2 separate regions of the Mus musculus genome follow, and region 1 is linked to region 2. A link is a contact called in ENCODE Hi-C data. All regions are on one chromosome and are shown on one strand. The core of a region is the stretch at or near the end of the contact, and the rest is flanking DNA. Distances in the headings are between cores, read along the strand shown.

The links. Hi-C counts contacts between places; a loop is a spot of excess contacts on that map.
Region 1: a loop to region 2 is called in a map of gastrocnemius, with 4 times the contacts of the local background. The contact joins the promoter of Smim15 here to the promoter of AI197445 in region 2. A Hi-C loop is called at or near these places in 17 of 37 maps with a recorded cell type or tissue (CH12.LX, Patski, adrenal gland and 4 more).

Annotation. Positions count from the first base shown.
Region 1 is chr13:108,042,866-108,048,673 of GRCm38, forward strand. Smim15 (small integral membrane protein 15) reads left to right here and starts at 1,609. Exons shown (of 3, transcript NM_001048250.2): 1 at 1,609-1,621; 2 at 3,560-3,703; 3 at 4,575-5,808. The coding sequence starts at 4,597. The coding sequence ends at 4,821. It overlaps Gm41055 (a long non-coding RNA gene), which reads right to left and starts at 1,606. Exons shown (of 5, transcript XR_003950673.1): 1 at 1,341-1,606.
Region 2 is chr13:107,466,544-107,472,213 of GRCm38, forward strand. AI197445 (expressed sequence AI197445) reads left to right here and starts at 3,279. Exons shown (of 3, transcript NR_045083.1): 1 at 3,279-3,383.

The DNA.
Region 1 (5,808 bases), core at 359-2,858, 570 kb after region 2:
CAACTAGAATGCCCTCTAGATATACGGGAGGAAAAGGCTCAGAGAGAATGAGTGCTGTAGGGGCATCAGTACAGAGACTAGAAAGCTGACCTCGCCATGGAACAGTCAGCCCATGGTTTGGGAGCCTATCTTACTTATCATCTTTGGTTAAGGTAATGCAGGCCCCAGTAAGGCTGTCCTCCATGGCAACCTCTATGCTGTTCTTGGGCTTGCACAGGCCTGCCTAATACACCAGAAGAGAGAGCCCTAAAATCTGAGTGTGAAGGCTAGGTCTCCAATAGCCAAAGAAGCTTGCTGCTTTCTTTCTCTCCGTTGTAAGTGTGTGTACTGTGCACGATTAGGCTGGTGCACCCCCTCCTCAGTTCCTTCCTTACGGTACTGCTTCCTTTTATTCCCAAGACTTGCGGGGACCCTGGGTCCTTTAGAGATAAAACAGAGCAACACACTGGGAGGCAGAACTTGTGAGGAACCATCTACTGAAGTGAACATGTCACGGATACAAGCCGGTTATGGATACAAGCCGGTTATGGGTACGCTTGTTTGTACAGGTTTTAAGCAATCCTTCAGGCTTTCACACAAGAATAAGAAAACCACGGCTGCCATTACAATATGCAGCCATTAGCATATACCCGGGTAGCAGTATTTTAGATCCTTAGATTAGCTGCCAAAGTCTGCTCCTTGGTAAATAATGGTTACTGTTGTTATACTCTAACTACTCATACATGTCTCGGCTTGCTCCTCAAAGGGAACGCTCACAGTCTCTCAGGAATAAAAACTTGCTTTATTTGGCACACAACAGCGAGGAGGTCTTGCAACATTCGCCAGAGGCAGTCAAACAGAGCAAGTAGTTCAGGCAAGCAATCACAAAATTTGAGCACCAACCAAACCAGAGCTAATCTTTCCGTCCCTGTAGATTAGGAGACCCATTTAACGCACCCCTTTCTGCTTGTTGACTTTTTGAAGTCCTTTATTTATGTATTGCGATCTCTATGCCCTGACAGTTTAATTATTGACAGTTTACTTTGGGGCAAGTATCGACCATTCCTTTGTGAAGTAAGTTAGGCTCTTAAATGAAAAACAAACAACGGAACCTCTTTCCCACAGCGTGGCAGCATTTCCCCCTGCTACCAAGGTTCACTGGACACATCCCAGCCGGGCTGCTGCTTGGCCAAATCTTTAAATATTTAACTATTGTTCAACTCTACAGCATGAGTGAGGGGCGAGTTAGGGAACACGCCAGTCCTTCCACGGCCTCGAGAAGGCTCTAAGGAGACTGCGGGGTCCCCCTCGTGTCTAGCTGCGGCTCTCTGGGCTGAGAGTCCCCTGGACGAACTCCTCACCCACTCCGTCTCCTCGCCGGCGTCCCACGCAGGACGCGAGGCCACGATGCCCCACCTGCAGCGCACACGAAGCGGCGCGCGGCAGCATCCCCGACCGCGGACACGAAGCCTCCGCGCCTCGCCTCGCCTCGCCGCGCCGCCCCTCCCCGCCCTCCCGCTATGGCTCTAGACATTGCGCCGCCGGAAACCCGCCCGCCACTTCCTCATCCCGCCCCGCCCCGCCCCGCCTTCGGGCGGGACCTGAGCGGAGCGGCTTCCGCTTTCCACTTTCCTGCCTGGCGGTGAGTGGGAATGGGAGCGGGGATCCCCTAGGGCTGCGGTGGCTTGCTGTAGCCTAAGCTGAGCGTGTGGCCGGGCTCTCCCGGCTCTCTGAGCTCCTGACCGCGGGTCCTGCCCGGCTTCGCTCGGCGGGGCGGCGTCCTTAGCCGGTGAGGCCGACTGATGGCCGTGGACATGGCCCGGGGCAAGGAGAATGCTAAGCGGGGAAAGTTAGGAGAGAAGCTGTAAGTCTAGAGACGCCTGGTGCAGCTCCGGGTCCCCTAGGCTTTGTGAGGTGAAGGAATGTGCCTGAAAGTAAGGCGAGGATGTTTTGGTGCGAGACTGAGGTGCTCTCGAGATGTGTGGCCTGTGGACCGTAACTTTGCCATAGCCTAGTCATCAAGTCGCGCTAGTCTTATTTGCAAAGTTGGGCGGATTTCGCAGACTTGTATTTAGTTCGTTACTGGACTCGAGAAAGATCGATCTTTCTTGGACCTTCCTGCAAACTGGTTACAACTGGGCGAGGGCGTAGCGACAAGGGACTGGATGGTTAACGTCTCCAGAAAGTTTAATGTGCTGAAAGTAGGGGCATGGTTTCTGATACAAATACGGAGATAGCATGGGGACATGGAAGTTAAATCCAGTGATAGTTTTCTTGATGTGACGGGTTGTGGGTACCATAATTATTTTGGTAATTCTTTATTTTCTTGTAAGGTACATTAATTGAACTACAGACCACAAAACCTTTAAAGAGCAAAGCATAGTGTTTGACTTTGTAACGATGTACCCAATCCAACGAATAAATGAGGATTCTTAAGTACAAGCAGTTTAAATTCTTGGTTGGTCAGCGGTGGAGCATCTGTCTACTGTGCTCTACTAGGCTTTGGGTTGGATCCCCAACAGTAGACGCAAAGATTAAAAATCTTTATGGGTATGGTACCTGTAACATGTCAGCCAGCCAGCTTGATTTTTTTTATGTTAGTGAAAGTCATTATTATTCAGACAAAACTTTAGTACTCAAATAATTTACGTAGAATACTTGGCTTCTACGAATTAGAACTCTTATTTTGGGACATTTGCAGTTGTAATTTAGGGAGAAATAGGTGTTAAGAGGCTATACTATTATAGAAAGATGTTTTTACTTGTTTGTGTTTAGAGGAGAATTTAGAGGTTTTTTTTTTTTTTTTTTTTTTTTTTCCATTTCTAATCTTACTGTAAAGGTATCTTTTATTCTCCTGTTGTAATTGTCATCTTTGAGGCTTACTGCTCAGTCTGCTAACCCAGGCCTAGTCCCGGAAGCTTCTAGCCTCCACACAATCTTATCTAGGCCTAGAGTGTTTTCAGCTTCTGAGACTTATTGCTGAAAAGCGCATCCTTTCTTGTTCTTCCTGTGTGCTGGCTAACTCACTTACTCAGCTAGCTGTTCTAGCTCAAACTCCTCGCCAAGTTGACTGATTCAATCTGGCTTCTCTTTCTCCTCTTCTGAATTGCTCTGCTTGACCTCAGACTCTAGCAATGTGTTCTGCTCTTCTGGCTTCTCATCCTCTGGCTCATTGTCTTCACCTGTGTCTAGCTTGTTCTCTCTCTCCAGCCTGTCTCTGTAAAACTCTCCTGGTAAAACTGCCTTCTCCTTTCTTCTTTCTCTGTGCTGCTCTCTTAACTAGCCTCTTTTTCCTCTTTCCTCTTTTGAGGGCTGGGCATATCCTGTATCAAATCTTTCTCTGATTCATCACTTTGACATCACTTTCAAATATGGTGCTTCCTTCTACAAACTAACTTTACCTTGTTTGGGATTAAAGGTTGTATACTAAGGGCGTGTCTGCATTCCAGGCAGAGGGACCAAAGGTGTGTGCTAAGGAGCGGGGAGGGCACACTACAGCACAATCTTGGGGTTCACAGTGTGATCAAAATATCCTGCAACTATCTTACAATAGTTATGACTTGATTGTCTTCTTTTCTAGCTCATCCATGTATATGTATATAGAATTTAACCCCCTCCACATCGTATGGTCAGACTGAAGAAGACATAACCAACAATCGTCTGAATTCTGACTGACTCACTGATAGTCCCAGGGGAAAATTAGAGGTCACTACTCTAACATAAGGTAAATGGTTTTTAAAAATCTTAGCTTGAGACTTTAGGTGGCTGTAAATACACACAAACCTTCCCTAAATGCTGGCATTGTAATTCAACCTGTAATTGAAACAGGTTGCTAGAAACAGGAACAATATAGGAAATGCCACTCAAGTCCTCACCATATTTTACCAGGTGATCCTCTGTTACCAACTCAAAAAAGACCAAGATGCACACTTACCGTGTGGACGCATTTCTCTTTTTTTTTTTTTTTTTTTTTTTGGTAGAGCTGTCAAATTTGAAAGCCCATAACTTAGCAATCTTTTTTTCCCCCGGATGTATGAATGTGGATTTTTTTGTTTTTTTTTTTAAGCATCATGGTTTCCTTAACCTATGTTCCAAAAATAAACACCTACTTCTCTTTCTCTGGGAGGACTTTTTATGGTCTGGCCGAGATGTCAGACAAGGAGTCTGATTTGTACTTTGGTTAATTAGCACTTAGCAGTACTGATGGTGTGTCAGCAACGGCCGGCTTCAGCCCTTTCCTGAATTGAGCCGGTGGAAGTCAAGCTCTTTGTTTGTCTGCTCCTGCACGGTTTGTCCTGAGAATTAGAGGCATGGAGGATGCCCATAGGACACAGTTCAAGTGGGCCTTACCTTCTATAAATTGGTCTTTACTTTCTAGAAATGATCTGTGTTGTTCGATTTGAACTATTTTTTTCCTAAATGGAGATGCTAATCTTTATTGAAATGCTACTAATTAATACTGAAAAAACAAAACTATGCGATAATGGAATTCTGATTAAATTGGATGTGTTCTAACTTTCAGGATTTGAGTAACCATATAGTCTTCTTTTTTGTTTTGTTTTTTTCTTCTTTCCCCCCTCCCTTCATTCTCCAAGCTGCTTCCTGCTTGCTGCAAAGATGCTTGACATAAAGGCTTGGGCTGAGTATGTTGTGGAGTGGGCTGCAAAGGACCCATATGGCTTCCTTACCACAGTTATCTTGGCGCTCACACCACTGTTCCTAGCTAGTGCTGTACTGTCCTGGAAGTTGGCCAAGATGATTGAAGCCAGAGAGAAGGAGCAAAAGAAGAAACAAAAACGGCAAGAAAACATCGCAAAAGCTAAACGACTAAAGAAGGATTGAAGGGGCGCACAGACTGTAGCCAGAGAAAACCACTCTGGAAAACCTGCAGCTTTGGAAGGACTCTCACGAAATTTCCAGGCTGTTCCTGATAGTATTATTTAGTGAATTAATCTGACCGTACAGAAGAGTCATGTTCTGACCTCAATACTATAGTAACTTTTAGGCTTGGAAATAAAAGTTTGTTGGTATCTACTGGCAAGTATTTAAGTTAGCATTTATCATACAGGTGGAGCATACCTAATGTGAAAATTCAAAGCTCAGAAGCACTGTAAAACCTAACACCTGTGCTCAGACATGATGCCAAGAGCGGAAAAGCCCACAGCCCACTTCGGGATGGGTTGCAGTCAAAATACAGGTGCACTAAAAATACATCAAGTTATCTTCAAGCCATGAGAAATATAAGCGGACCTTGTGTTCAGAATTGGATCCCATCCTCAAGGTATTATGAAATACTTTAAAGTCTGGGAAAAAATTAAAACACTCCAAGCCCCAAGCATTTCTGTCTGTTCAACCTGTAGTAAAAATTCTTTAAACTGACACTCATTTGCCATTTTGGAGCTTAAAGTATTCAAGTGAAAAATGATGAGAAAATGGTTTTAGAATATGGTAGTTTAAATGGGGTTCAGTTCTAGACAGAGGATATTAGGAATGTAAAAGAATTAACCGGAAGTGAGGTTTACGTTGGCTGAAAAGAGATACAGTATATTAATCACTTTTTCAAAATTGTTACTGCTTATTTTTTTGGAATGGAAGCATTACTTTCTCAAAGGAAAATTTTATTAATGAGTATGGCTATTTTCATTCTTCTGACGTTAGCTTTTAACACAGCTAGTAATTATCAAGATACTGCATTGTAAAACATAACTTTATATAGGATTCTTATTGCCTTGACCATGTTCAATACCATGTACTGGATAGAATAGGTTTTGTACTTTGAACACTGCCATTTGCTTCAATGTGTTGCAGAGTAACATGCTGTAGAGCCAG
Region 2 (5,670 bases), core at 2,029-4,528:
AGAAAGCAACTAAGAATGGGGTCTTCCAGCAAGCCTTTCAGCCACCTGCGTTCAGACACGGAGGAGGAGGGGGAGGAGGAGGGGAATTCCTGGACAGTATCCTGAGATCAGCTGCACAGCGCCTCGACCAGGGAGGCAAATTCAGAGCCCTGCTATGTAAAATAGAATTATGTTCTGTTTTACAGAATTTTCCTTTAGTCCTTAATCCTTAATGGGACTATGTCTGTTTATATTCTGCTACCTTGTGCATTCTGGAATGCCTTTCTTTCTCTCCTTCCCTTCTTCCCTCCCTCCCTCCCTCCCTCCCTCCCCTCCCTCCCTCCCTCCCTCCCTCCCTCCCTCCCTCCCTCGCTCCCTCCCTCCCTCCCTCGCTCCCTCCCTCCCTCTTTGTAAAATTATTATTCTTTAGGAGAAAATTCAAAACACTCTGTAGAAGGACTGTCTTCCACAGCTACAATACCCGTGCGTTATAAAGAGGGAACTTTGGCATTTAGTACTAACTGGGACATGCATTTCCCCTTAGCTGGGACTTACACAAATTAGTCATATGGTCCATGATCTGTGCCTAGCCATGGTGTTCACACCACCTAAGCATCCGTACATTGATACATTTTATATGAAACTGAACGTCTCTATTTTTTTTCCTCTGCCTTGCATTGGCTACTACGAGAGGTAGCTGTTTAGATGTCTCTTTCCCATACTGCACTGGGGTCTCCTTGAGGGTCTCCTTATCTTAGACTCTTGCTTGGTGGGCGTGGATGTAATCTAGCAGAGCAACTGGAACGACGTGAAGCCCAAGCTAAGGTGTGCAAGCACCTTGCCCACACAGCCCTGTTAGGCTACGAGAAGTGAAGTCGCTACTTTGTACTCGTTTTACAGGTCTCCAGGCAACCACTACAAATGTCACTTCCTAAGCCTTGCCTCCTTACAAGAGTCTCCCTGTCCTTGGCCGAGGTCGCCTGCACTCACAGTCCCTTTAATCGTACTCATCTCTGGTGACCCACTCCAGGGCATCCCCCACACCTTTAAAAACGCTGCCCTCGGAATAAATTTGACTCACCCTCCCTCCCCTTTGCTGCCCTATGCCTTCTGGTTGCCCTGTTCAGTGAGCTGCCCATCATTCACATGGGCCACTTCAAGCTCTGCCACTGTGCCTTTCATCAGACACTACATCCTATTGATTATTCCAACTAAATATTGAACCACTACAGAGTGTGTTCAGACAGAATATGGTAAAGGAATATAAATGAATAAGGCTCATTACTTTATATTCATTCCTGTTACTTCCATCTTCAGCTGGGGCTTTCTTTGGCTTTTTTTTATTTCAAATGTACAGAAAGTTGAAAGAAATTATAATGAACACTCATATACCACCCCCACCCCCAGATTCATCTACCATAAGCAAGAGTATGTTGCTTCTTTCTCTGGAAATGCATGTGAGCACACGCACTTTTAAAATGTCGTGAACCATTTGAAAGCAAAAACAGACATTGTGACACACCATTTCTTAAGGTGTATGAAATTCTTGAAGAGCAAATTCTTTGCCATGGCTCTCTTTAGAGAAAACTATCTATAGATATAAGACATATAGATATTATGGGTTGGCTTTAGGGAGCACACAAAATCATTCACAAAACTTTCAATGTATGAACAATTTTCTTGGGGCCTGGGATACCTGTGGATCTTCTTCAGAGCTTCATACCATCCAAACCAATATTGACTCCCTTCAGGGTCATCCTCTTTATTCCAAATAGGACAATTATGTGATGAAGTTTGAGTTTTCAGCTACCTTAGGCTGATGATAATTCAGACGCTTTTAACATCATTAATTGGCTTTTTATTAGCTACCAGAGAGGATTAGCGTTCCTTAGAAGGGCACACAGCCTTTGTAACCATGTCTCCACTGTGCAGCCAGTCTCTCTTCCACTGTCACAGGTCCCTAGGCTAAATTCCCACTCTGAGCTTCATGGACTCTGCCCTCCACACTTCTTACTCCTTACTTTTGAGCGGTTTCTATTTCCTTCAAGCTCCACTTGCCGTGGAGCATCCTTCTAACGCTCCCCACAGCTCTTTCTGTCTCTACTGTGAACATTCATGGATGGCATTACTTGCCGAATTTACTCCACCTATGTGTTTGCACAGCTTCATGCTCTGTGATGTTGAGAAGCACTCAACATACACATTACTAGATAAATATATAACAGAAAGATCTCACATCCCACCTAGTCACCTGAGCCCTCCAGGTCGGTTCCTGATTCTGTTTCCTGAAGGAGGCTTGCCTGGTCTCAAACACCTGACTTCACTTTCACCAAAGACTTTTTGATCCAAGAGTAGCAACTCATGCCTGTAATTCCAGCACTCGAGAGATGGAAAGTAGAAGAGACTGAGACTGGTCTGGGTTTCTGAATAAATTCCAGGGCATCCTAGGCTAGAATGAGAATCTGTCATCAACAAACAACCGAACTCAGAAAACAAAACAACCCACCACCACCACCACCACCCCCAACACACACACACACAACACACACACTTTTGGGTCCCTGCTCAAGTGACACTCTGTGGTCTTCTAGTTTTCACAGACTGACCTGTTGGCACATCTTTACTATCTCTTGGCTATCCAAATGTGACCACTTGAATAGACAGCCCTATATCCATGCATGGGGAAGCAACAGATAGTCCAAGAAATAGACATCTGTACAGGCACTGGGACACTAAAAATGGCACAAAGGGGGATGGATCAGTTTGAAAGTCAAGAGGAAAAAGCCCCAAGGCTTACTCTGGAGACCATTGTTATTTGGAATAGAATGCAATGCCATCCCCAACTGAAATATAGAAGCTATCATTGGGACACATGACCTTGAACTGGGAGGGAAGCGGGGGCAGGAGCTCAAGGCTGTGTTCTTTGATTTTTTTCCAGGTGACTTCAATGTACCTTTCCAACATTGGCACAAACACTGCTAATCTAGAAATCAGATCCTGACTTGCAAGGTGGCAAGCAGCTGGCCCTTTGGCTAGCAGCCAGGTCTGCAGCACAAGTAGAAACTTGCCAAGGAAAATAGAGCAGCAGGTTGAGGTTGGGGTTCATTCTGTCACGGGTCCCTTTGAATGTAGAAGGAGCTGCCCAAGAGAAGATTCTGCCCCACCCCCTGGGTGGGGTGGGGCCAGGGAGTGGAGGAGGATTGGCTAGGATTCAGAGGAGATGGGCTGGAACTTCCTGCTGAGCCTCCAATTCTCCAGGGAACCCCTCCCCGCACCCCCCACCCGGCCTCCCAGCCCCCACTCCACCCATGACTGTTTGTGTTGGGAGCTGCTTCGAGGCTGCTGAGCTGTCGACTAATGTCAAGGCTGACCTCAGCTGGCAGCGCCCTTCTCCTACTTCCCTGGTGAGTTGTTCCCCATGGGATGTTAGCCCATCTGCTTTTAGAAATGTGGCTGTCCCCAGCCTGTGTGGCCCCCCTCCCGGCTCCCCATCACTATCTCCTGGCTCAGCAGCTGGAATGCTGAGGCCACAGTGAGCGATGTCTCTGCACAGATTCAATCCCCTGTGCTCCAATCAGAATGTATTACCAGGCAGGGCGCGTCAGCTCGGCGATTTGGCTTCAACAATAAATCTCCTTGCTTTCATGAGTTTAAATCAGACTTTAAAACATCGCCCTTAATGTTCTTTTAATGCAGTTTTCTTCTGAATGAGTTCCCTTTAGGTCCAGTCCTTGTCATTAAGACACTCTCTTGGCAAAGGAAGGAGGGCTTCTTCGAAGAAAATCCTGCCAGTTTAGGAAACCAGTTGAATTGCCTTGGTGATGCCAGGAGCCTCTTTCGAATTTTATAAGGACACTTGAGAAAACAAAACTCTCTGACTGTAAATTTAATTTTCTCTTGACAGCTTCAGTGTCTCTGCAACCCCAGACGTTATCCATTACTTCTCTCTTCTGTAATTAAAAATCAAGGGATGGGGGGGGAAATGTACAGGATTAACAACTTCTAATTTTCATTGATGAACTCTAAGAGCTTATCGATAATGGGATCAGAAAAGCCGCCTCGCCTAAGCTTCATTTTTCTAGGTCGGCTGGTTTTAATGGAGGATCAAGCCCAGGGTGAAAAATATTCTGGCTTTCTAAAGAGTCCCAGTGCTAAAGTTAGGGAGAAGGGCAGGGCAGACCCACCGGAGCCTGCGGCAGGAGGTAGCTGAGAAACAGGCTGGCCTTGCCAGTTTCACAGACTCAGCATTCGGGCTTGGGGAGCTGATTACGGGGGAAGATTAAAAGGCTGTCATTCACACACATGTTCCTCTGCTGTGGATGGCTTCAGTAAGAGAGGGGCTTGCACGTATCTGCTTAGGCGGAAGAAGGATATTTCCAATTAAAAGAATATTGGTGGTAATTTCTTTTGAGTTATATATTTGTAGATAACGCTCTATCATGGGATGAGGGCATCCATCCTGTTTATTACCCACAGGGATGTAGTTGAACATGGGTTTCTCAGAGAGATGCTGAGCTGGTCGATAGTATCTGGCTGCATCATCTCAAACGCTGTGACACACAGTCTCACAGCAATGGTGACAGGCATTTGACAGGAATGGCTATTAACATGCACGGATTCCATGAAGCACCCAAGGACAGGAGATGAGTTAAGATGTTCCTTTTAAAGGTAAAGCACAGATACAATGAAGCCTTGGTGAGTGACCTTGAGGTTCTTCTGTAGCAGACGGGCCTCTGCCGTGTGCAAACGGGCTGGGAGTCTGAGGTTCAGGCAGAAATCGGGTGATCTGGTCCCATCGCTTTCTTGCTCAGAGCTGGAAATGTCAGAGCATCTCTAGGGACCCAAAATGTACAGGACAGCAGAAAAAGCCAGAAGTCCGAGATTCTGTCAGAACAATGCCAACTTGATTGGCATCCTTGGGAGATGCTTAAAGCAAACCTAGGAAATCCCAGACAGCTAGGATGTTGCTTTCTGCAAGGTCCCCTGTTCTGGGTATTCTACCATCCCCCTTAGCAGCTGATCTACCTTCCCATCAGAACAAGCTCCATTGTCACAGAATTAAAATGTTGAAGGTATCTACAGCACTAAGACCCGTGGAGATGACACGTGAGTCAGGTAAGGATGTGGACTAGCCAATGGTCAAGCCTGAATGCCAGGCTTATAGTCCATGTGACACTGGGCACAACAACTTTTCTGCAAGATGAAAATCACTTTGGCTCCATCTCATGGGGGTTCTTATGAGCCTTAAATGAATAAATATGCCTAGGGTGTGTGAAATAGTGTCCACAATCTAGAAAACATCCAATCTTCCTGCCTCAGCCTTTCAAGGACTGGGATCAGAGCTTCTGAAACCACACCCCTGATCCAGCTCAATCATTTTTAATCAGAGACTTGGAGGCAGGGGTTGGGGCAGAGTAGTTACTGTAGCATATAATGTGATCCTATGGGGAACATACATGGATGCTTTTCATTTTAATTACTAAATATTTATATGTGATAAGAAAAATTATATGCCAATTATTTCCTGGACACTGTTGATTAGAGAGATAAATCCTCAAAATGTGAACAGATTCAAGAACCTGTGCGATTAAATATGGGCAAATTACAACACAAGCTGCATCGTGAAAGATAGGGAGACTGGCAGGAGCCTTCGGGGGCTCGAGGGCTGGGGAGAGTAACCTTGGTGCAGGA